Regions from separate parts of the Mus musculus genome. Here region 2 is linked to region 1. Evidence: chromatin loops called from intact Hi-C (ENCODE). Cell type or tissue: heart. All regions are shown on one strand. Each heading gives the region's core, and the rest is flanking DNA. Links, peaks and the distances in the headings are about the cores only.

Region 1 (12,831 bases), core at 3,338-11,337:
CACTAAAGGCACTGACTATGTATGGCCTGTCTGTTCTCGTGGTTTTGGTTTTATCTAGAGTACATAAAGAAGAAAGGCTGACCCAACTGTGTTCTTTTGTGATACTTCTAAAAACTTCATGCTTTACATAAAGTATTAAGATTTTAAAATAAAGAAGTGACTATACGATGTAAACCACTAGACTTTGAAACGATAATGTGTTCACCAGCTATAAATAAATCTTGCTTCAAGTTTTGAGCAGTACCTCCTTTAGACGAGATGGAGAGTGGCCAGGAGACAAGAAACAGCCTTAGAAGTCCAGGCAAAGGGTCCAAATAAGAGCCAGACGGGGGGAAAGGGGATAGGGTGACAAGGGATTTGAACCAGAGTCTGGTTTGGTAGCAAGTTAGGTCAAGTTGATACCATGCTAACCAAGGTTGGAAGACAGAGATCCAAGACACAGGACTGTACGTTGAGGCAAGCCCTTGAGAAGCAAAAGACCCAGATCTAAGAAGATCACCACTTAGCCTACAACCAGGGTCAGGACAGGAGGAAAGAGTAGCATTCAGGAAACATGTGGAGAGTGGTGTTTACACTCTGGGCAATTCCCATCTGATCCGATCCACAGAACAAGGCATCCCTGGCTTCCAGGGATTCACCACAGCCCAAGAGAGGAGAAATGTCAGACAGACACAAGCACACCACAGTAGGAGAGAGATTTACCCAAGATCCACTTTCTCTGGAGTTCAGGGCTACTCCTTTAAGCCCTGTAATGTCACCTTCTAATGTTGTTCCAAAAGAGATGCCAGAGACTGGGTCCCTAGGAATAGCACAGGTAAGTCACCCCCTAGAATCATGAGGGATGCATAATTTTCCACTCTGACTTTGGCATTCCACAAACCCCTACAGAGTAAGTCGGGTTCCAGCTTTAAATGGGCCACCACCAAGTTCACATCACCAAGATCCCTTTACAGTTATGGCGCTGTCTCCTCTGCTTGCTTCCTGTCCTTGCCCCCCTAAGTTAGAGTAGACAAGAGCACAGATATAAAAAGACAAGGACAAACACTGACACGGCAGCATCCACCCAACAAACACACTTTTCTATAGAGAAACGACAAAGCGAGAGACTTGTAGAAATGCCAAGGCCAGAGGGATACTCAGTGCACCACTCAAGTCTACTCGCTTATGGAGGCTGATATCACCCTTTTATCACCCTTACCTAACACTGCTGCCATACTGCCCGCTAGCTCCCAGCAACCCTTGCTACCTTTTGATGAAGTAACAGCATTCTAGTGATTAACAAAGGCCTCTATGAAGATAAGTCATGCACAACACATGTTTTACTTATCTCACTCCCATATATTTTAGCTAGGTGTATTTCTATTTTCATTGGGCTCACTCCTACTTTTCCTGAAGTTGTTTGAACTGTGTCTATTCAAGCAAAAATGCCCAGAGGGTTAGAAGCAAACCAAGCTTTCCTTAAACAAGAAGAGACATTATTGGACAATGACTGTAGACAGTCACTCAGAAAGGATATACAGAGGGCCATCTCCAGATATAAAGGCCACCATATACAAATATAACGGAACTATGAGGACATTTGGCCGTATCTGCATTTTTGGGAGTGTGATCCAGCTCGGGGCGCCTCCTTCCCAGAGCACTGATGCTCTTCGCCTCTCTCCCCTTCTCCTCAGTGAGCATCTTCTGGGGCAGTTCCACCTGGCAGTTTCTCAATTATTTTTAATAGTCTTTTTTCAGTGCAGTTCTTTCTTTGATGTCAAGGAACCCGAGTTTCAAAAACAAAATATCCCGTGGATCTCTGAGTTCTCTGATCTGCAGTTTAAGGTTGTATGTGTAGAGGCTACTGCCTGGGAGTGTTCTCACAAATGAGCACCCCACGGGGGTCAAGGGTTCCTCTGAATAGCATTATCTTCCCTGTTTGTTCCAGAGCTCAGCACAGATACACACCAACTCTTCCCCCGGAGAGTGTACAACTGTTCTTCTAATCACACCCAGTAAGATGCGTCCACCTCTGCCTCTACCATCTTATCATCTTCCAAAGAGCCGGAGACTAAATGTTGAGAAGAGCTCGTGCGACATGATCTGGGGACAGTTCAATTGAATGGGTTAGGGTTGAAGCTTCAGGGCCATGGCTCTTCCCTGACCCCCAAGGACCTACTTACCAGCTATGGGAAGTACTGGGGATGCAGGGCATTTGCCCAAAGCACCCTTTTGTGTTGCCCATCTCAGCACATGGAACAACAATTCTAAAATGAATTGTGTGCCAGCAAATAGGTGAACCACTTAAAATGGAAGATTCTTGAGATAGAGAGAATTTAACTCCTCGACTCAAGAGCCCGATGAGGGGTGTAGCTCAGTTGGCCGAGCGCTTGCCTAGCATGCATGAGACCCTGGGTTCAATCCCCAGCACTGTATAAACTGGGAAAGCGACACACACATGTCATCCCAGAACTTGTGAGGTGGAGGCAGGAGGATCAATAGTTCAAGGTCATCCTTGGCTACACAGTGAGTTTGAAACCAGCCTGAACAACATGAGACCCTAGTCCCACTCAGACACAAACAAACAGAAACAAACAAACAAAAAACAATGAAGTGTTTTGATGGCTAAGCTAGAGAGTAGCACACAGTATAGAAAAGAAGAGGGGTCAGTTTGGTTCCCAAGATTCCCACAGAGAAGAAGGCCAGCCCTGAGTATGGGGGAAGCTATCAAGCAGATCCTCTGATCACTTACCTCCACATTGTATCTGTACCACAGGAAACCATTTATTGAGAGCAATAATATTAGTAGTAGCTAGTATTCATTAGGTATTTTCCATGATGCTTCAATGAACATAATAAGTGAAATATAGATCCATAGATCAATAAAAATCTCATATATATGTAAATATATGTGTGTATATACACACACACACACACACATATATATATATATACACATACACTCTCACACTCATTTAATTCTAGCCCACAAAACACACTCAGGAAGATACTCTTATTATTTCTATTTTTCAGAAAGGGAAATGAATAAAGTTTCAAAGTCCCACAACTGTAAACTCGGGTCTGCTTGATTCTAAAGTTCAAATGTACAAATTCTTCTAGGCCACTCCTCACATTTGAGCATAAGGATCTCTGACTGCAGGAGGAGTGTGTGTGGACTTGCAGCCTGTGGAGGGCCATTTCAGAAGCTTGCTTTTTATGGACAGGAGGGAAATTGCTCTACCAACTGGTTAAAGAGCCAGAAACTTAACACTTCATCCTCAGACAAGGCCATGGCACTGTTGCTCGGCCAAATGTCAGAGGTGATGAGCTGAAAGCCATTTCGATGGGAATTGCAAACATGTCCTGCTTTGGTTTCCATGTGAGAGGCAGGCCCTGCTAATAAAGGCATTGCATTCTGTTGTTCACTGACGCAGGGCACTGTAGCCAGGTGTAAGGCAGAAAGGGACCCTTTAAACCAGTGGTTCTCAACATGTGGGTTGTAACCCCTTTGGAGGTCAAGTGAGCCTTTCACAGGGGTTGCATATCATATATCCTGTATATCAGATATTTACATTAAGATTCGCAAAAGTAGCAAAATTACAGTTATGAAGTTGCAACAAAACAATTTTATGCTTGGGGGTCACCACAACAGGAGGAACTGTATTAAAGGGTCCCAGCATCAGGAAGGTTGAGAGCCACTGCTTCAAACCAAGATAAGGATGACAAGTCCATGCAAACAAGGGATAGCTCGAGCATACTCACAGGGCAAGCCTGTATATACACATGTTCTCTATTTTCTGTTTAACAACTGACCTCACTCTCTCCTGGCAGCTCCACCCACAGCCCACAGGTCTCATAAAGCTAAGACAGCAGCTATGAATGTGACGCAACACAAAACCATACATTTATGTAATATACAGGATGAGCTGCTAGCATTCTCTCTCTCTCTCTCTCTCTCTCTCTCTCTCTCTCTCTCTCTCTCATTCTTGAACATGGCTTTGTCAATAACGCTGTGCTGCAATGTCTAAATGTTGGGCACACCTGTGAATCTGATGGGTCCCTGTCACTTATGGGACACTGCTACACCGTGGACACCTACAATCCCTATTGCACGTTACCATGATACAACAGAATGCCTCCAGGACCCAGAGCCTAGCTAGGCTAGCAGGAAGAGATGGACTGGGTTTTAAATTCCCTGCTCCCGGCCCTGGTTGCTGGAGCTGCCCTGCACTAAGTTCACCGCCAGCTTGCCACTGGGTACCGGAGCTTCTTAAGGAGTCTGGCCAGACACTGACAGCATGAAACTCTATAGGAAACCCAGTCTGCTGGGTACTAGACACACATACTCTCACCCTTACACACACTCACCCTTACACACACACACACACACACACACACACACACACACACACACAAGAACCCAATATCCAACCTGCTTCCACCTGCATTTGCCAGCTTTGAAGGTTTTTCTAAAGTTGCCCAGCAAGGTAGAGAAGCAGACAGGGGAACATCACTTCTTTCTATCTTCTCACCTTAACCAAACTGCTATGTTGGTGACCGGGGAGACACTTAGTGGATAAAGCTGTCCCTGCCCAAGTGCAAGGACCTGAGTTTGGATCCCCACCCTCCACATCAAAAGTTCAGGTGGGTGTGGCTGCCACCTATAATCCTAATGACTGGGAGGTGGAAACAGGATCCCGGGGCTAGCTGGCTAGCTAGGCAGGCTCTATCAGTAAGCCCCAGTCTGGTGACAGACCCTGCCTTGGTAAACACAGCAGAAGGACATGTGGTATCAACCTTGGCCTTGACAGGCACACATGTGCTCACACACACAAGCACTCATACATATACAGACCAAAAAAACTTCATAACAAAAAAAAAGGGTGAGAAAAAAAAAGAAATGAAATGATGCTTAGTAGTTAAACTGGAAAATAATTAGGGAGCTCGGGCTTGGTCTTATTACACGGTCCAAGAGCTTACTGCTCCACACAGTGGAAGCCAAGTCTTCATTGAGTCAAAGACCGAAAAAGCCACCTTTAATTTGAGCAATGTTCTTAAAAGTTTAGTTCTACTGAGGTGGGGAAAATATATTACTTAACATAAAAGGTTTTGAAGAGACTCGGACTCAGTAGCTGGATTTGGGGGGCTGATAAGCCTCCAGTGACAGTTTCTTCAAAGCCGTTATCACCAAAGTAGGACCACAAAAATGGCAAGAGACATCACCAAGAAGTCCCAGCCTTGGGAAAGGTGAAGTTGTGGCCCAGACAAACCTTTGGGCTTCAAGGGAAGGAGGGAAAATGTCCCTGCCTACACGCACAGGCTGCCCCTTAGACTAGTTCAAATATGCCTCTCCCTCTGTGTACCAGGTGTTGACTGAAGTGGGAATTCAGCATTCCTTAGTGACTAATTCAGTATGCAGTTTTCCAAACGAGGCCCAAGTGACCTGGGGTGATTGACTTGTGACTTTGTAGATTTTGTCACAATGAAGGGAAGTTCTCAGAGAAAGCCACGCCTGTGTTAAGGAGCCTACAAGGCTGGGCGGCTGATGAGAACGTGCTGATTGTGGGGAGTAGGAATGTTGCAGGTCCAGAGGCAAATGATCTCGGGCTGTTATTAATTGCCCAGCTGTGTCTGACTTTGTGAGTGTCATGTGAAACCTTCTGAGGTATATTACCATAATAGGCCATTAGTAGTCAACCATCCAAAGCTAAGAGCATCATCAGACAGCTCCTACGACATATGACAGAGATTTCCCCACCTGCCAATTCTCCTAATGATGTATTTGAAAAGTGCCTTGATTTATGGCTTCCTTTTGCTCTGTAACGATAGAGACTTCACAACATTATCATTTGGGGGTACCCTAAATGCATGTTCCCAGGTCATGATCATTCAATTCTGACTCCAGAATAAACTCTCTCATTCCCTTTGAGGTGTGTGTGTATGTGTGTGTGTGTGTGTGTGTGTGTATCCTCTTTATGTAAAGCAATGACAAAGCTGAGATCACAGTAACAGATACAGTCTAAAAAAAGAGACGGTTCTTTGTCTAAGAACACGGTGGAGCTGGTGAGATGGCTCTGTGGATAAAGGCACTTGCTGTGCAAGCCAGGCCGCCTGGGTTTGATCCCTAGAACTTGGGTAAAGGTGGAAGGAGAAAATCCACTCCATAGAGATATCCTCTGACCTCTACATGTGTCTTGAGGCAAGTGTGTATGCATCTGTGCACATGCACGCGCGCGCGCGCGCGCGCGCACACACACACACACACACACAATAAGAAAAAATAAAATAAAGAATATTGCCAAAGTCAGCAGATTTCCACCAAGTATCCCTGCAGGCCACACGGAATCCTGGAGCAACACTAGCAAGCTCCGGGATCAACCCCTCTCTTTGTAAAGGGATGCACCTGCGATCTGGGGCTGAATACTGACTCTGAGCAGCCAATGTACACTGAATGGGACCCGACGCTTTCCTCATTGAGAGTGCCACCCGGTGGCTCTAGCCTGGCCCTGCACCTGAGCCTGCACCTCCCCTGGTTCCACAAGACCTGTTTCTAAGACCACAGTCAGCTCCAGGGCCTCTCTTCGGCCATATCCTCTCCTGTGCTCCCAACTCCCGCTGATTCCTACAGCTCCGGGCTCATTTCCAGCTTGGTGGCTCCTCTGGACGAGCTCACCTGTCCATGGCACTCGGCCACATTTCTAACTTCAAACAAGGCATCTTCATAAACACCCACAATAGTTAAGGTTTTTAAATTATTCTCTCTTTTTTTCTGTTGATGTGACCACAATGTGCTAGACAAACTTATTATTTTTACTTCCCAATTTAAAGATCTTAAATTCAGAATACTTTTAAAACTCTCCTCTCACTGTTAGAACCCAGAAGCCGGTAGGTGGCGCTAGTGCCACTCACAGTGCTGGCTCACAGCGCTGGCCTTTTCATTACACTGACGTCCATACTCGGGTATGAGAAGCGTGCGAGGGAAATGTGAACTAAAAGGCATGAATGCCAGACACTGCACACGTCCCTGTTTAAACACACACCACACACATGCGGGGTCAGCCCTCTGTGCTCCAACCACTGTGGATTCAACCACCTGCATATTAAAATTATTTGAAAAAATAAAATTACATCTGTGTTGAGCATGTACCGATTCCCCCCTCATCGTTATTCTCTAAACAACACAGAAAAACAACAATTTACACTGTCTTTAGTAGTATATGTGATCTATAAATGATTTGAGATACACAGAAAGGAGACTGGAGAGGCAGTTCAGCAGTTAAGAGTACTTGCTGCTCTTCCAGAGGGCCACATCTCCAGTAGCTCACAACCACATGTGACGCCAGCTCCAGGGGGATCTGACACTCTCTGCTGACTGAAACAAGTAGTGAACTCATATAGGGCACACACACACACTCTCCAAAGTAATTCTTTAATAAAAAAAAATTAAATCTTAAAAACAAAACAAAACAAAAAACATAGAAGGATTAGGCCTGGAGTATACAAAGACCATGCCATCTACATAGGAGACTTGACCATCCAAAAATGTTGGAATCCTTAGAAGGTTCTAGAACAAAATGCCTCAGATGCTGAGAGCCAAACATATGTATATGTTTCCTTCACTCTCTTTAATTAGGAGCATTTATCATACTCTGGAGAGAGGATATAAAACACACTATTCTGAACTTGTCTGGAAGGACCATTTTTAAAAAAAATCTCTGATTTTGGTGTCAGTCTCAACTCCTTTTAGACAAGGGTTTAACTGATCCAAGAGCCAATCAATCTAGGGCTTACACATAGTCTTTCTAATACTAGATATGAGCAGACGCCCTTGTGTGAGGAAAGAAGATTGCATAACTTAAGGCATCCCCCTACATGTGGGAAGCCCAGAGGCAGAGAAGGTGTGCCAAGGGTCACTGCGATGATGTGTGCCTTCTCTTGGCAAATACACTTCTGCTCATGGGGGTGTGATGGGATCTCGCCCATCACAGTTGCTGGTGGTGCTCCCCATGAATGCAGCCTGGCTCCTCCCCAGCTTCTGTGGTCCCACTCCCTTGTGTGCAAGCCACACAAGACTCAATACATCGAGGCCGGACTTCTCATTTGGAGACAAGACTTTGTCTGCTGTAAACATTTATTCTAGACCTAATGAAACAAAGGGTCTCTTCCCCACTCATAGCTCCACGGCCTTACCCCTGCTCCACTCCAGGAACACCCCGGCATTTAGGAATTTACTGCCAAAGTAGACAGGCTTCTGATTTCATCTGTCATGTGTATAAGTTATTGAAAGTAGATATACTTTAAGTATCAATGATTCCTTTAATAATAGTCAGAGCTGAGGAGGCACTCACTTGGTAATGTGCTTTTCTTACAAGTATGAGAAGCAGAATTCAATCCCAGAACCTATGAAAAAGGATGGCTAGGTGTGCCAGTGCAGGCTAGGTGTGGCAGTGCACACTTGCAACCTCATTCCCAGGAAGGGTAGAAATAAGGACCCTGGGGCTTGCCGGCCAGCCAGTCTGGCCTAACTGTCAAGCTTCAGGCCAGTAAAAGACCCTGTTTCCAAATATATGGTAGATGATACCTGAGGCAAAGAGGCTAAGGTTGTCTCCAGGCCTCCACACACATGCATACACACATGGAACACGCATGTACATGAGCACACACATACACAGCCATACACAAAATGGACACATTTTAAAGTAGTGGTTAAATAAGGGAAAATAGTTATTTTCCTGGCAACCAAACTTAATTCACTGGACTTTATTTCAAGCTAGAGAGTTAGATCCTAGATGTTCATAACCCTTTTACTGCTGTCCTTTCTCTCTCAGATTTTTCTATCTGATTTTCATCTACCATTTTTTTAATTAAGAAACTAAGAAACATCTACAATGACATGTGACCAGCTGTGGATTTTCCCCACATGTGGATTTTCTACTGAGCATCACCAAAAAGGGAGGCAGAGCCCACCGAAACAAGCAAAGTCATCCTCTCTCTTCTTAGAGAAGTACATAAATGTCCAACCTACCTGCTTCGCTTCTCATTAAGAAAAAATAACAGAACAACAAGCTTCCCAGCAGACCAAATATGTACCTTTTCCTATTATACACAGCTAAGGAGAGGAAGGATGTAGAAGAGAGAAGAGACAGAGGACAAACAAGTGAGAGATGAGCGGAAGGGAGAGGACGGGGTGGGAGGGGGGGCAGAGCATCATGGGAAAGGAATGAAAGGAGCAGAAGAGACAGGTGCACCCAGAGAAAGGCACAGCGGCTGGTGCAAGAGATGTGGGCAGGTTTGGAGGGAAGCCTGGGCTGAGGTCACCTTCTGTCACCTTTTGTCCCCCGAGGCCACCATGCTCAGTGTGCATTATGAACAGCACTTGACCAACACTTTGGTCTAGAGAAAACCCTCCTTCTAGGGGAACAATCATTGGTCCTCACAGCACATAACAAATGCCCGACAGTTTGGGCTGCGGTGACAGTGGCCTGGGCAAAGTCGAGTGTGAGCTAAAGTGGTATCTTTTCCTACAGCACTAAGCTGTCCTGGGCCCCAGGCTTCTCCAGAGCTTACCTCCTCAACCATCTGCTTGACTTTCTTCTGCTGGCAGTGCACCATGTCATCCAGGTGTCTGATCCGCTCCCGGAGGCTGGCCGACGCCTCCTCCAGCTGCTGGTACCTAAGAAAGAAGAGAGCACTGAGCCCTGACTCCAGACAGCTGCTGCCGCTCCCCCTACGGCGGCAGAGACCGCCACAACATTTCACAGAAGCGACACTCAAACTCAAGCCACACGCTCTTCTCCTGTGGACTCTAGGGATTAACTCAGGATCGCTATCACCTGAGAAAGAGCACCTTCCTTCAGGGCCCCTCTCGAGCTTCACTCTGTGTCATGACAAATCTGTCCTTTTCAAGGGCAGAATGAGAAGGCTTTTCTGCACTGAGAAACACGAGAGGCTTTCTGCCTGGGGGTTAATACAGACTGGAACATGCAGTCAGTGACCTTAATTAAGGGGAGGGAGAAGGAGCCCCTGAAATCAAGGGTGGAATCCAGAAGGACCTGCACACATCACTGCTGTGCTGGTCATTGACTGGGCCATCAAGGCATACACGGAGAGCCCTTCACTGTGTCACCACCCTGCACCCCAGAACTTTTTCTGAGAGCTTTTTCTTGAGAGACATTATTCTGTGTCTTTGCTCAGCTCAAGCTAACCAAAGGAGCTATGACGCCTTTGGCTACGTAGGCAGGTGACTATGATCTGTGTGTCATGAGAGCAGAACACCGGAAGAAATGTTCAGTGGCTGTGTCCCATTTCCCAGCAATAACCAGGTCCCTCATTAGCACCAAAGTAGAAACTAGTGAGGACCCCAACAACTTGGGAAACCCTCAAGTCATAGGAGCAAGGCCAGTGAGATGGCTCAGCAGGTAAGGGTGCTTGCTGCCAAGCAGTGATCTAAGTCTGATTCCCCACATGACCCAATGTGCTGAAAGGAAAGAATTAATTCCTAAAAGTTGTCTTCTGACCTCCACACTCATGCCATGGAACATCTGTAACACATATACATACCTGCACAACCAATCAACCAATCAATCAATCAATCAATATTTGAGATCGAGGAAAACAGATTTTTTTTTCCCCCAGCATGTACTATATAGCAGGCAGTAGGTCAAAGTTCCCTCACAACGTGAATCAAAGGGAGGGGCATCTGATCAACATAACCATTCTTTATTTAGAAAGTTTCCACTCCACAGGCCAAGAGCCTTGGGGGTCAGGTGACTTGCCCAAGGGCTCCAATCAGCCCAGCCTTCCCTTCCTTCCTCTCTGCCTTTTGATTTCTAGAAAAGCCAAGTATGACTCCTGTAATTTCCATCCAGGGTCTCACACACTCATGACCAAAGGGCAATGCAAGGCATGGAAACAAGCAACATTTTAAAATTAGTTTCCAGGACAAACGGTATCGGTCACAGCTGACGAGTTATCTCATTAACGAGGTACATCCTGTGCACTCAGGGTTATGAGCACAAGCAGATGGGACTTCTGTGCTTGTGGCCGTCATTTGATGTGTCCCGCTGAACTACAGTCACGATCGAGACACAGCTGCAAGCTCCTGAAGGAACTGGGCCCACATTGGGTGCTCTCAGCCAATGCCACTCTTATGTATAGGTTTGTCCTAAGTGAGGACCACATGAGTGAAAGCACAAGAGTCAATGAGTTATCAGAAACAGTGCACACTAGGTTGAGGAGAAGGCCCAGTGGGTAAGAAGTCTTCTTAGGCAAGCATGAAGACCTAAGCATGAGTTCAAATCCCCAGCACACCCATTGTAAAAACTTAGGCATAGCTGTGGATGTTGGGGGAGGGGAGACAGAAAGATGACTGGGCTTTGTTTGCTACCAGCCTTGTTCCAGGTTCAGCAAGAGACCCTGGATCAAGAGAATGAGGTAGAAAGTGATAAGAGAAGGACACCAGACTTCTTCCTCTGGCCTCTGTGGGCAAGAACATGCACACATGTGCATCTAGTGCACACGCGCATGCACACACACACACACACACACACACACACACACACACACAACCAGTGTGCATATCCACCTCTGAGTTGCTCGAAGTCCAAGGCCAGCCTGCCTCACCTGTTCTTGTCAGAATCTGCCATCTCCCCTGACATTTCTGTCTCATGCTCAAGGAGCTGGAGCTGGAGCTGATGCCGTTCCTAAAACAGACATAATCAATGGATCCAGATGGAGCTAGGCAGAGGATGAACACCAGGCACACCCAGCTCTCCAAGTCTGTACAACACTCCCTGTTCACACATCCACTAGGTCAGAGCTCAGAACTCAAAGGGGCCCAATGCATAGACATATGTATGGATCTGGAAAAAAACACTCTAGGCAAACCACATGAACCCCAGCCCAGGATTACACGTCTTATGAAAACTTATAGTTCTAAATAATGATAATCTATGTCGTAAATCAATGGCCCATGACATTGTGAGTCCTTATTGTTTTCAAAAACATCTAGCAAAGAGGCTCTGAAATTCTGATAATGGCTTATGGACCAACCCAGGTGTGTTTACACAGGAATAATTGCTTATAAGACATATATGATGCTGGCCATAATGGCCAGCACAATGGTCCCCCCAACACAAAGAAGTCCAGGACCTAGTCCCGCATAAACACACCATCTCACACAGAAAGGGGAACTGTGAAAACATGGTTAATGATCTGCATGGTCTCATGGATCAAGCTAGAGGAAGCAGTAGAGTTCAAGTTGGGATGCTAAGACAGCATTACATGGCTAACTCTGACACCAGAGTGGGACTTCTCACCTCCAGAACTGAAAACAATAAATTCACATAACCGAAAGCTACTTTTCGGCAATTTACTTCAGTAGCAATAAGAAACATATGTGTGTCAAGCTATATGCTTCATACACTTTGCTGAATCTATAAATGTGTGCGTATGTATAGATTTAAGTTTAATTTAACATTTATTTAACTTATTAACATTTAATGGAACTGTTAATAAAAGTACAGTACCTGTCATCACTGAAATCTCACTAGACATACATTATAGATATTAATATAGCAAAATCCTTTAAAAAAAAAAAAACGTTTGCAGAGCCCTGCCAGCAAAGGTGGGTCCATTTCTGCTCCTGCCTCTAGACTGGCTTGTAGACTCCGTAAGCCCCCCACCTACCCCCCAAGCTCCATTGTCAGCCTGTTTGCCACACACAGAAGAGTTTGCCTCCGCACCTCATTCAAGGTGTGTCATGCAAAAGTCAACCTGCCCCAGACACCTGCCCCAGAAACACGAGGGGCGGGGTGCTGATGGAGCCGCCAAACACATTGCCTCATTGGGTTA
Region 2 (12,831 bases), core at 2,630-10,629, 260 kb after region 1:
TTTCCCAGCCCCTTAACTTGAAGGGCCCACACAGCCTTCCTGGCCTGACCTGGGCTCAGTCTTCCCTGCTTGCCAAGCCTTTCCAACAATCTATCTCTCTTTCCTCAAATGCTGATGATAATGAGCGTTCACACCACAAAGAGGGTTCAAGAAGAACCCGGGTGGCCAATACTAAGGCTGCTTCCCTGGGAAGTACAGCCTCTGAAATCAACCTGCCTGAAAATGACCTTTGCTGGGCACACAGCCACGTCCAAGGTGGGAACAAGGACATCCTTCTCCCTTGGTTTTAATTGGGAAGCACGGTCCAAGTTGTTTTACATAACTCATCTGTCCTTCTAGTTTGCCTCTATAGAAACTCCCCATCTTCTATCTGACGGGGAATAAGCTTGGCTTCCATGACCTGAGGTGAGTTCTGATGGACATTTTCTTTCCTTCTCACACAATATTTCTGTCTTGTTTTAATCATCGGTCCACATGACGTCCCTCCTTCTTTACTCTTTGATACATAGAAGTCAGCTTTTCTCACCTATAATAGTGGTGAAACCAGACGAGGCAGTCACAGTCATAGGGAGGGCCTGTGTCTGGAAAGCTCTGCTGCACTGCAGGGTGGGTAGCCATAGCAGCTGCAGACAGCCATCAGCCAAAGGAGGCAGGCCTGGCCACACACAGGGCTGGTGTTAGGCTTTATTGCCACTTCCTTTATCTGTGAGTTCACTCTTCTTTATTTTTAACTAACAAATACGTTTTGTTCATCCTCATCTGCAAAGTAAATTCAAACTCAGCCATGGATACATGAGACTCCCCCTGCCCCCCGGCTCCCCAATTATGGAAAAGAAATGATAGAGCCCCCCAATTATGGAAAAGAAATGATAGAGCCCAAGACTCAGACAATCGGGAGGCAGAGGCAGAGGAGGCAAAGGAGGCAGAGGAGGCAGAGGAGGCAGAGGAGGCAGAGGAGGCAGAGGAGGCAGAGGAGGCAGAGGAGGCAGAGGAGGCAGAGGAGGCAGAGGAGGCAGAGGAGGCAGAGGAGGCAGAGGAGGCAGAGGAGGCAGAGGAGGCAGAGGCAGAGGCAGAGGCAGAGGCAGAGGCAGAGGCAGAGGCAGAGGCAGAATGGCTTTGCTGGCAGTGACTGGTAAGACAGTACTAGAGTTAGGAGGTCTGTGGTACCAGCTCTTTTCAGACGTTTGAACATTTCCACATTTTATATTTAGTTTCTCTGTTCACCTGATGACGGACATCTGGCTCGTTTCCTCCTCTGGGCTACCGCCAATCGTGTTGCTCTGAGCATCGGTACACCACTGCTGTGCCAGAGTGTGTCTTCAATCCGTGTGTGTATATACCTAGGGGTGACAGTGCTGCTGCCCAGGATAACTCTAAGAGGAGGAGCCATGATGACCACAGCATTTTACATGCCCAGCAGCAGTGAGTGTGGGGCGTGTTCCAACACACTCATCACTGACAATCTCACTATAGTCTAACTCGGAATGCCCATGAGATCTTGTCCAACTTCTTGGGCTGTACATATAGTACTAAAGCCCCAAACCATCACTATCATTATTCTTTATATTTATTTCTCTTCTTCTCCCTCTTCTCTCTCTCCTTCCTCTCCTTCCTCCTTCTTTTCTTCTCTTCTCCTCCTCCCTCCCTTTCCTCTTCATCATCTTCTTTTTCCTTCTCTTTATCCTCTTCTCCCCCCTTTTCCCACTTCCTCATCTTCCTCTTGTCAGAGGGCCGGTGCTCTTCCCCAGAGCTGTGTTCCCAGCCCTAAACATGCCCCGCCCCAATGCTGGGTATTGACCCCAAGAAGTCTTGTGTGCTAAGGAAGCACTCCACCACTGAGCTATATCCCCAGCCCTAACGCTTGGTATCTGCGGAACAGGCAGTCAGGAGGCTGCAGCTTTCACCTGCTGCTAGAGAGGGAAGAGGTCACTCACTCGCACGCATGTGCGCACGCACGCACGCACGCACGCACGCACGTGTTCCGTACGTGTACTGTAGGTAGTGATGAAAACTGAATACTTACACTGTCTGCCCCTGAGTCGCTCCAGGACCAGTCAACAAGGTGTGATCTGGCTCTTTCACTGGTAGGAATAAAGGTTCCCTCCAGCCACTCTGGTAGGGAAAAGTTTATCATCATGAGACCTCCTGAAGGATCTCACAGTGAGGACCATAGGGAACCCAGGTCCTTCTTAGGACCAGGGGATCTCTTTATATCTGTCTTCCTCAGTTTCACACCTCTGCTCATCTGCCTGCCCTTCTGCAGCCCCTGCAGATACCTTCTGTCTTTATGATGGGGTTCCTAGCCCCACGGGGCCCCCGAGTCAGTACTATCCTTCTGTGGCCCGGTCTCCACCTGTCAATTCCACATTCTCCAGTGGCCTCAAAAGCCGTGAGACATTCCACTTTTCTTCAGCCACGGAGAGGAAGGAGCACAGGCCTGTGGCAGGGGTGTGACAGTAAAGCCAGCTTCAGCACCTAGGAAATTAGAGGTGTCCTGGAGGAGGATGGGGTGTGAGCCAGGATAGAGCCACAAGGAATGAAGAAATGAACCGTTAGGCCAGGTATAGGGTGAGAAGCCACAGGGTGTTCAGAGCCCAGCAGGTGAGTGGCTTGGGAGGGGAGGAGATTCAGAGGAGAGTGTGTTGGTTCAGGTCTGATGGCCGGCAAACCCAGCAGGCACCTAGTTCCTAACTTGTTTATCTGAGGAGCCTTTTGCTTGCATAACAACTATCATCAGACATTCTCTGCTTGACCACAGGGAAGCAGGGCAGAAATGGACTACAGTCACTTATCCAGGACTCCTCCATCCCCTCTGCCTCTGTCTTCTATGGATGGCTATAGCTATGGTCCCTCTACTCACCCCTGGATCTCTATGAATTCCAGTTACAGCAGGAACTGTGGGAAGGTTTTCTGCAGAGGATCCCAGAGGGTGGGGCTTGAGAGGAGAAGGGACCAAGCCTGTTGAGGGGGCACCTGAGGGCCTGAGTCAGGAGATGGGGTGCTCAGACAGAGAAATGGTAGCAGGGTTTGGTACAGCTTAAGTATAAAAGGAGAAGCCTGGGAGCTAGGGTCCCACACACTGTCTAGCACAAGTGGGGTCCCCTCTGCCATCTGGGAAAACAACTCAAGGCGCCTTCAGAGAAGCCTAGTGTCTAAGGATTTCTTGATTGGGTGGAGAGGTTTAAGGTCCAGCTCTTAAGTTAGAGTTAATTAAATCATACCAAATTACAATCAAGACACATTATTTTAAAGAGGGTTAATTAAAAATGGTGACTGTTTCAAAGCACCTGCCAGTTCTTAACCAAGGAGAACCTTAGTGCTGGTTAATAAAAGTACTGAGATTAGCTGAGCCAGGGAAGGGGTAAGGGGAAGGGCAGGGTAAGGGGGTTGCTGGAGAGCCTTCCCTTTTGTTCTTTAGATTTGAGATTAATAAGGTTTTATAGGAGGAAAAGTCCGGGTACCTGCAGGCTGCAATGCCAGCAGGGCACCAGCTGCCAAGGAACTCGGCTCTAAGGTAATTAATTTTTCTCCTTGGCCTTAGAATCTAATACACACACAGTTAGGAATTCTAGAACTTGTCACCTGCCCCGGAAATTTTCTTCTATGCGTGTGGAAAATCTAGCTCATCCACACAAAATTAATTACCAAAAACAAACAAACAAACAACCCACTATTCTGCATCAACTACTTATTTGATTTGTTTATTTGAGATAGGGTCTTACTATGTATCTCTGGAGGACCTGGATACAATGTACAAACTCACACACATCCTCCTGTGTCTGCCTCCCGAGTGCTGGGATAAAAGGTAAGCCATGATCTCCAGGGCAAACCCCAGAGGAAGACTTCTACTGTCTCCACTCAGCAGTTTTCCCCTCCTACAGGGGTTTTCCGGCTGAGGGTCCTCATCCAGCCCACTGCTGCCACAGAACTCCGGGAGGTCACCTCAGCATCTGGCTGGGGTGATCCAAGTCTCTCCACTCCCGGCCACCTCCACCCGGTCCTCACACTTGTTTGGAGCTCAGCTAGGCTCGGAGGCTGCACCTCTCTCTCCATCTATCTTCCCCAGCTAAGGCCCTAGGCCCGGAGGCTGCACCTCTCTCTCCATCTACCCCAGCTAAGGCCCCACCTGGGTTCTGCATGTCTAGCTTATGCCATTACTAAAACAGGAGGCTCTCAGAAGGGAGACTGTCACTTTGAGGCCACATACAGAAGCATAGAAAGAATGTGTGTGGAGTCTGAACATCCATCAACTCTTTCGGTGCAAACATCTGTTTGAAAGGAGACAGGAGCAGACACACTGTTTGCATCTCCTCTGTCCCTATTCCTCTGCCATAAAGGACCTGGGTTGGGAGATAGCTGGTAAACATCACTGGAGGCCACAAATCCGAGACTCAGAATCAGCAAGGGTAGCTTGTTCTAAGGCCTCTTGCTGTGGCTTAAAGTTGGCTTATTTTCCCTGTTTCTTTCCATAGAGTCTCTCTTTCTTTTTCTCTTTCTCTCTCCCTCTCTATCTCTCTATCCCTGTGTGTGTGCTTGTGTGTGCCTTTAGACAAAAGTCTCTCTCTCTCTCTCTCTCTCTCTCTCTCTCTCTCTCTGTGTGTGTGTGGGGGGGGGGGCTCACACGAGAGTTGTCCCCTAATCTCTTTTTAAAAGGTCATCAGGCTTGTTGAATTAGAGCCCACGCATATGACTTCATTTCGTCAGTAATGACCTCTTTAAAGGACTATGTGCAGTCGCATTCCAAGACACCAGGGTCAGGACTTGGTCGGTAAAAGGTGGAAGGGCACATACCATAATACCTGAGGACTGACATCATTTCTACAGACTGGAATTTAGAAATGAAATATGAAGGGGCTTCGGGTTGTTACCACTGTACCAAAGAGTTACAAACACTCAAATCCCTTTAAATCCCAGCTAAGTTTTAACAGCAGCAGCAGCAGCAACAATAACAACAACAACAACAACAGCATTTCTGTATGCACAGAGGTCTGCCTGTGGGGTTTACTGTAATATCTGTGTCCATGATGCTCTAGGCATCTGCATAAGGTGTTGCATAGAAGGGGATTTTTTTTCCTGAACACAGCAATAGTTCTTTAATGCAATTCTGTTTTGCTCTGCATCGATGTTTTGCCTGCACATATGTCTGTGTGAGAACATCAGATTCCACCTAGAACTAGAGTTTTAGACAGCTGAGAGCTGCCATGTGGGTGCTAGGAATTAAACTTCGGTCCGCTGGAAGAGCAGCCAGTGCTCTCTGAGCCATCTCTCCAGCCCCATGGCATTTTTAAAAAAAGCAGCATTTTATTAAGTTCTTGGATTATAGAGATGGTTCAGCTGTTAGGAGAACATACTGCTCTTGCAGAGGACTTGAGTTTGGTCGTTCAGAACCCATACCGAGTGTAACTTCAGCTCCTCCAGGCCAGACCTCCCCCCTACACACACACTCTCACACACATACACAGAGAAACACTCACACACACACACATACACAGAGAGAGAGAGACTCACACACACACACACACACACACACACATACAGAAAGAGAGAGACTCACACACACTCACACACACACACACACAGAGAGAGAGAGACTCACACACACAATACACTGATTTTAAGAAATGAAATGGTACTTCACAGATGGCTACTTACTATCATAAGATAGTTCTTTTTTAAAGGTATCTCTTTGGTTCTGTGGCTGCTTGTTTTGAGACAGCTTTGCTCTCCAGTCCACTATGGGTCCTCCTGACTCTGCCTCCCAGACACTGGGATGACAGGTGTATGCTCTTGGAAGCATCTCTTAAACTATAATCCACAAAGCTCAGGGTGGCACTTTGTATTGTTTTCACACAGCCCAGAGCCTTTCCAAGCGTCTCATTTTCCCTGCTATTAACAGCTTCTGTTATGCTAAGGCTGGTTGAAACTTTGGAGCAAAGGAAAGCGACCAAGTGCTGGTGGAGAGCTGGGTCCTCCCTCACAGAGCTGAAAGCAGGGATGGAGAGAGCAGAGTGAGGAGGGGGGACTGGACAAGGGGAAAGAGGACAGACTGCTTCTCTCACTGTGTGCCCTCTCCACCCTCAGTCATGCCAGGGTGCGGCTGCCTGGCCTGGGTAGGAAGCCATGCCCCTTGGTGTCCCTGGAAGTCCCCCCTCAGGGTGAACTGCCTGCAACACTACACTGCTTCGTCACCTGGACCCTGAGAGTCCCTGACCCCTCTCCTGACCCTTTGACATCAGTCAGACTTCCTCCTCATGTAACAGGAACCAGGAGTCTGAGACCAGTGACGCCTCAGTGACTCATGGCCTGCTCCCTAAAGAAGTTCCGGGCAGCTCACACTAGAGGTAGATAGTCCCACGGTGCTGGGACAAGCAGGACAGCTACTCCTTGCTGTTTTGACTTCCTGCTTCTTTTCCATAGCAGGCCTCCTGAATAATGGGCACATCTAAGGCTAGGCCAGAGCCAGCCTGGTGACTTGCCTGGGTCTCAGGCTCCTGTCCTTGCATGTCACCCTAGGAGCTTCCAGAATCCTAGAACCATGTGGCCAGTGAAGAAGGCTTCCTGTCCCACCTGTGTGAGACAGCCAGCCAGTCTCTTTTCCCTTCCAGTTCTCCAACTCCACAGCTCTCCAAGCCCTTGACACAGATGACATAAATACAGGCAAAGGGTGCTGCACTGTTTAAAGCTGCCTGGCTGGCCTAGATATGACCTCTGATCTTCCATCTCCAGCCCTGATTGACAGCCATCTCAGGATATGATGGGGAGTGGAGGTGGGCTTTGTGAAAGACCCCTGTTCTGTACCTGTGCCTCCGGACAAAGATAATACATTCAGAGACAGATTCAGGTCTCTAACAAGGAAAATAGTTACTAGACATAAAGAAATCTTTGTCAACTAGATGGGTTAGTAAGTGGACTGGCTCTTGTCCCTTATTATCAAATCGGGTCAGCACTTCATGGTCAAGCCAGTGTGGATCCAGGCAGGCTCAGTTAACTCTTCTGACCATTCTATACAGCCTTGACCCCTTGGGAGAGTCAGCCGTTGTGTGGTGGCACCACCTGGTGGTAATGTATGGAGTAACTCCTCCAGGGACTTGAGTTTCTGAAGACACTGTTAAACTGCTTTAAACCTGTGCAGGCCCTGTATGTACTGCCATAGTTTCTGTGAGTTCATATGTGTTTCAGCAGACAGGTTCATAGCACTGAAATGGGGAAGTGGACATGAGCTTCCCTTCCTAACAAAGAGGTTATTTCCAATGAACAACAGGAAAAAATGAATTTCTCCAATTTAGTCTCACTGAGTATATTAACTACAGCTAATAACAGACTCTGTTAGTGTCCAGCAGTGATGACCAACAGGAAATGAACTCAACAGCATTATTATAGGCTTTTTTGGTTCATATTTCTTAATTTGGGCCTGTTTGTGTGTGCACACGTGTGTGCACATGTTTATGTGTACGTGTTACTGCTTGCATACTACATTTTTTTCAGTTTTGTCTTTTTATTGTGTATGATTCTGTTTCTGTGCATATATATATGCATACATATGTGTATATATATATATATATATATATATATATATATTTGTGTGTGTGTGTGTGTGTGTGTGTGTGTGTATTTTAGTTTTTTCAAGACAGGGTTTCTCTGTATAGCCCTGGCTGTCCTGGAACTCACTCTGTAGACCAGGCTGACCTCTAACTCAGAAATCCGCCTACCTCTGCCTCCCAAGTGCTGGGATTAAAGGCATGTGCCACCACTGCTCAGCTTATTTGTTCTTTTTTCTTTTTATGTGTATTTGTTTTATAAAAACAAAGATAATGAAGGCTCGGAGATGGAGGAGTGGGGAGTGAAGGAGGATGCGGGGGGGGGGGGAGGTGCTGGGGGAGGGGGAGATGCTGGGGGAGGGGGAGATGCTGGAGGGGAAACCATGAGCAGAACAAATTGTGAGTTTTCAATGAACAAATACAACTTTAAAAGAAAAGAAATTTCAAATGAAAGGCTTTCATCTCCGTAAACACTGAAGCGCCTTGGTACCTTCCACAAATGTGTTATGGAGTGAACACTAGACTTAAGACGAAAAGATTTGGGCTCAAATCCCATTTTGATGGCCTGTTGTTATTTACAGGACTTAGGAAAGGTATCTTAGCCCAGCATCTCAGCCCCCGGTCGGCTTGTGTGCAGTAAAAATAACCACAGCTCTCTTGTGGGACTCTTGCCGTCTCACACACACTGACAAGCACAATACCTGATCTCTGACACAAGCTTGGCTGTCCTAGATCCCCACACCTTGGTGACTAGCCCCTGCAGCAGGCTCAGTGGTCCCCTCTTCCCTAAGTGGGATGTGTGAGTTTTGGTCCCTCCCGGGCAGGGGTGAGGTCAAGATGGAGAGTGGGTCTTCAGAGCTTGGAGCCTTCTGACCTCAGCCGTCGTGGTGCTCCACCTCCTCCAGCATGGGTTACAATGAGCAGTCAGCCTAGGGTCTGTTTATCTCTGCTAACCTCATCCCAGGGATCCTGGCCACAACGTGACCCCTGAGCCTCATGTTCCTCTCTGCAGAGCAGCCTGGTACTACCTGGTAAAACTCCAAGCTGGGTATGGAATGGAGCAATGGCTTAGTAATTAAGAACACTTGTTGCTCGTCTAGAGGGCCTGGGTATAATTCTCAGGACTGAAATGGTGGCTCACAAGCCTCGATGACTCCAACTCCCCCAGTGTCTGACATCCTTTTTTGGCACCTATTGGCAACCTCAAACTTTATGTGTCCAGTAAATATAAATTTAAAATTTTTAATTTAATTTAATTTTATCTTATTATTTTGAGATATGGTCTCACATATGCCCATGCTGACCTTAAATTTACTGTGTTCCGCTTAGGCTAACCTTGACCTTCTGATCCTCCTGATTCTACCTCTAGAATGCCTGTATTGCAAGTATGAACCATTATGCTGGGCTTATTCAAGAGTGGGGATTGGTCCTGGGCAAGGTGGCACACACCTTTAATCCCAGCACTAGAGGGGACTAGGCAGACAGATCTCTGAGTTTGAGGCTAACCTGGACTACAGAGTAAGTTCCAGGAGACCCAGGGTTACACAGAGAAACCCTGTCTCGAAAAACTAAAACAAAACAACAGCAAAAAGCCTGATGGATGTACCCAGGGTTTAACAAGCTGGACAAGCACTCTACCATCTGAGCTATAAACCTTGAGTTTTGCTCTATAGTCCCAAAAACAAAGAACCTTCCCTCTCCCAACTTTGTCTCTAGAGGGAGCTCTTCACCCCAACTCCCCAATACTCACTCAGGAAGCTGGGAAGAGAAGGTTGGAGAAGAGGGACAGGTGTCTTTAGTTGAAGCGGGGCAACAGCACTAGGACAATAGAGCACGGGGTAGTGGTCTCAGCAAATAACTACAAGCTGGGGTTTGCTTACCCAGTGGGACAGGAGTATCCAAGCATCTGGACACGATCCAGGAGTCAGAGCGAAGGCAGATCTCCAGGCAGTGCTCCGCTGTCCGAAGCCCACAGTACCTTTGCTCAGGGCACCCGAGAGCCTCTCGGCTCCACAGGAGGATGACTTAGCAAAGTGCCCCAAACACTGCTAGATTTGGGTTCCCACTGAGGCCCAGATGGGGTTGGAAACTGTTCGGGAGCTGATGCCTTCTGCGCTTGAGTGTGAGAGTGAGCTCCACCCCAGCATCCCACGCATTGCTTCAGTCAGGTCGAGAGGAGTCAGGGACCTACAGCTGTGCGCAGTGTGGCTGCTCTCCTCTTTCTAGCCATCCGTTAATTTTTACAGACCCTAAGTAAAACTCCTACCCCAAAGAGGGAAAGACATAGATCAGAATAGTCAAGATTTTCTTCCCAGGGTCCCCTAGTCTACAGCAAGTGCTCATCAGCATACCCAGAAGTTCTGACTCCATGGAAACGTCTACACACTGCGGGTGGGGGTGGGGGTGGGGCGCAGGGGGAGGGCTGGACCAGATACAGTGGTCGGATTGTAACAAAAGCTGCTCTCAGGGAAGGTCAGAGATCCCACCTGCTCACTCCATTTTGTTGGGGACTGTAGCTATCTCTTGGCAGTTCTGACTCCTGCTTGGAAGGATCCTGGTACAGAGGGGACTCTCACTCATCGTTCTGCTCAGCGGCCACCCTCCCTAGCCTTGGCCTATGGTGGCCTCCTCCCTCTCTTCTCCTGAGATGTACCATAGTAATTCCTCTCTGGCCTTGAACACTCACAGTTTAGATCGCTCAGCGCTGTGCTGGCTAGTTTTATGTCAACTTCTCACAAACTAAAATCATCAGCGCGGAGGGGACTGCTAGGCAAGCCCGTGGGGCATTCTCTTAATTAGTGATTGATGGGGGAGCTTGAGTTCTCTAAGAAAGCAGGCTGAGCAAAGCTATGGGGAGCAAGCCAGTAAGCAACATCCCTCCCTGGCCTCTACATCAGCTCCTGCCTCCAAGTTCCTGCACTGTTTGAGTTCCTGTCCTGTGATAAACAGTATACATTAAATAATCCCTTTCTTCCCAGAATTGCTTTAGTCAAGCATGGTGTTTCATCACAGCAATGGTAACCCTCACTAGGTCAGGTTCTCTAAAATGGAGTCTAAACTTAAAAGATTTGGTCTCCCAGTCACACTTGGAGGAAGTATGAGTTGAACATAGCTCATAGCTCATAGCTCTTAAACGGTTGACACCCACACCCGAAGCTCCCAGAACTGTGTACAAAACTGATACAGAACGTTCTCAAGGGACAGACGCCCACCCCATAATGAAGTCACCTGCTCCCAGGTAAGTAGGAATCCAAGGAAATTAGATTGTCCCTCGGACTCCCCCCAAGTATCTTGCAGCATCAGAAGATAAGCAGTAATGGAGCTGACCACAGGATCACCAGGTCTGCCTAATTACCCACGCCTCTCACCCCATCCAATCCATTCAGTTTAAACCTAACCTAATGGAGTCCCTTCATTTGTCCCTCTTCCCAGCAGGGTGGCATTGATTGCATCTCCTAGCCCTGCCCGTCACTATTGATGTCTAATTTTGTGGATCAGTCTGGTAGGCTCTGACTCTGCTCTGTTAAAGCATCGGATTCAGATAAATGGATCTGTCTCAGAAGTAATTCCTAAGAGGCACTGAGAAACTGTGACAATGCCTCAATGTGCGAGAGTATCAGCACCCACCTAAAAAACAGGCATAGCTGCATGTGCCTGTGACCTCGACATTGTGGGGTAAAGACACATGGAGCCCTTTGGCTAACCTAAATAGCCCCAGAGTTAGTGAGATCCAATTTCCAAGAAATAAGGCAAGAGAAGTAGAAAAATTAAAAAAAACAAAAATAAAAATACTTGACGCCTTCTTCTGGCCACCACATGTAACTGCAATGCAAGAATAGTGACTGTAATTTGAATTTGAAAGCTTTACTAAAAATATTGTTAAGCTCTATGAGAGAGTTAATTCCAGCACTCAGGAGGTAGAGGCAGGTGGATCTCTATGAGTTTGAGGTCAGCATGGTCTACATAAAGAGTTCCAGGCCAGCCAGGGCCATAGAGAGAGATGTCAAAAAAAAAAAAAAGGTAATAAAAAAAGTAATATAAAGTGGAGAGGGATAGAGGAAGACAATGCTGACCTCAGACCTCCACCTGGGCATTGGCCCATCAAAAGATGGTCCCTCTCCTCCATCTTCTTGCCCTCAGCTCCTCCTTCCCGGATCACAGGCTGTTGTGATGCCAAGAGACAGTTTGGTCAGAGCACAGAAGTCCTCCATAGCTGTGTCCCTCTCCTGTCCCTGTGCTGGCTCTGTGTGCTGCACATATCAACCCCTATAGCCCAGACATATAAACACTGAATGGATGGATGGATGAATCTAGGAGAGGGGCGCCTGTGCAGTGGGCGCCTTCTATGGGGGGATCCAGCAGCATGGAAGGGAAAGAGCAGGCTGTGTTACCCAGGCCTGTGAGCTCCAGCCCACAGCAGACCCGAGCAGCCAGGGTTTGCAGTGGAAGCATCAGGGTGCAATGAGGCGTTCTCTGAGCCCCCATGCAGAAAGGGTAGGTTCTTTAGAAAATGGACTTCACCCCCCCCCAGTCTTTCCACATTCCACAGCATGAGGTGGGGTGCAGGTGGTTTGCCTGTGGGGCTGAGTTTGAAAGGCACCTTCCAGACTTGCTTCCAAAACCAGCCTGGAAAACATTCAGGGGAGAATTTGTTTTTGTAAGCGAGCTTCTGCCAGACAGAGATAGTATCTTGTGGGAAAATGCTAGGCTTAGCTAATAAGGGCCAAGAACCATGAAGCGAGGTGGTCTGCTGTTCAGGGCCATTGCTAAGCAGGGCTGGGGGTGTGAGAGCAGCCAGGAGGACAGAGAAGGGCTGGGCTGCAGACCCATCAGGTCCAAGGCTGGGGACCTGACGCTCTCTCACTTTGGGTAACAGTGTCACCCAGCTGTAACACCAGCTGTATATCAGCTGTGCCCCATCCATACTGGGCAGCTCTTCTGCAGCAGAATGGGAGGAAATTAGAACACAGGACACAGAGTCCCACAGCAGAGCACTTGCAAACCTTCGAAGGAACCTGCAATCCACTCTCAGAGGCACACCTACCTCAGGGGTCCGAAGATGACCTTGCTCTTCAGACCTCCCCCTTTTCCATAAAATGGATCGTGCTAAACACAAGGGTCCTTCACTAGAACTTCTTGACCTGGGGCGACAGGTGGGGAGCTTTAGGGGTTCCAGGCCACCTTCCACACCTGAAGTGACTAGGACACCAAGTTCACTCTTCTTATAGCGGGGGAATAAATCATGAAGGCATGTGAAAAATAGACCTTCCCTTTACTCTCTCGCCTGGCTTAC

What was found. Peaks named below come from ENCODE experiments on the same cell type or tissue, not always from the same donor. Only the 100,000 strongest peaks of a DNase experiment are listed, where the experiment ranks them.
Region 2: it touches region 1 in a loop (2.2-fold over the local background); 5 of 42 quality-filtered maps call a loop at or near these places.

The regions. Positions count from the first base shown.
Region 1 is chr9:71,537,123-71,549,953 of GRCm38, forward strand. Myzap (myocardial zonula adherens protein) reads right to left here. Exons shown (of 13, transcript NM_001033208.4): 9 at 11,602-11,681; 10 at 9,547-9,652. Among named protein-coding and RNA genes, the nearest start is that of Myzap, 49 kb to the right of the region's middle. In heart, for the core only: a CTCF peak has its summit at 6,853 (motif pointing right); DNase peaks (open chromatin) are centred at 6,929 and 10,739; H3K27ac peaks cover 933 bases.
Region 2 is chr9:71,799,573-71,812,403 of GRCm38, forward strand. It overlaps a transcript of Cgnl1 not described here. Among named protein-coding and RNA genes, the nearest start is that of Cgnl1, 34 kb to the left of the region's middle. In heart, for the core only: CTCF peaks have their summits at 7,052 (motif pointing left) and 9,244; a DNase peak (open chromatin) is centred at 7,059; H3K4me3 peaks cover 770 bases; H3K27ac peaks cover 2,163 bases.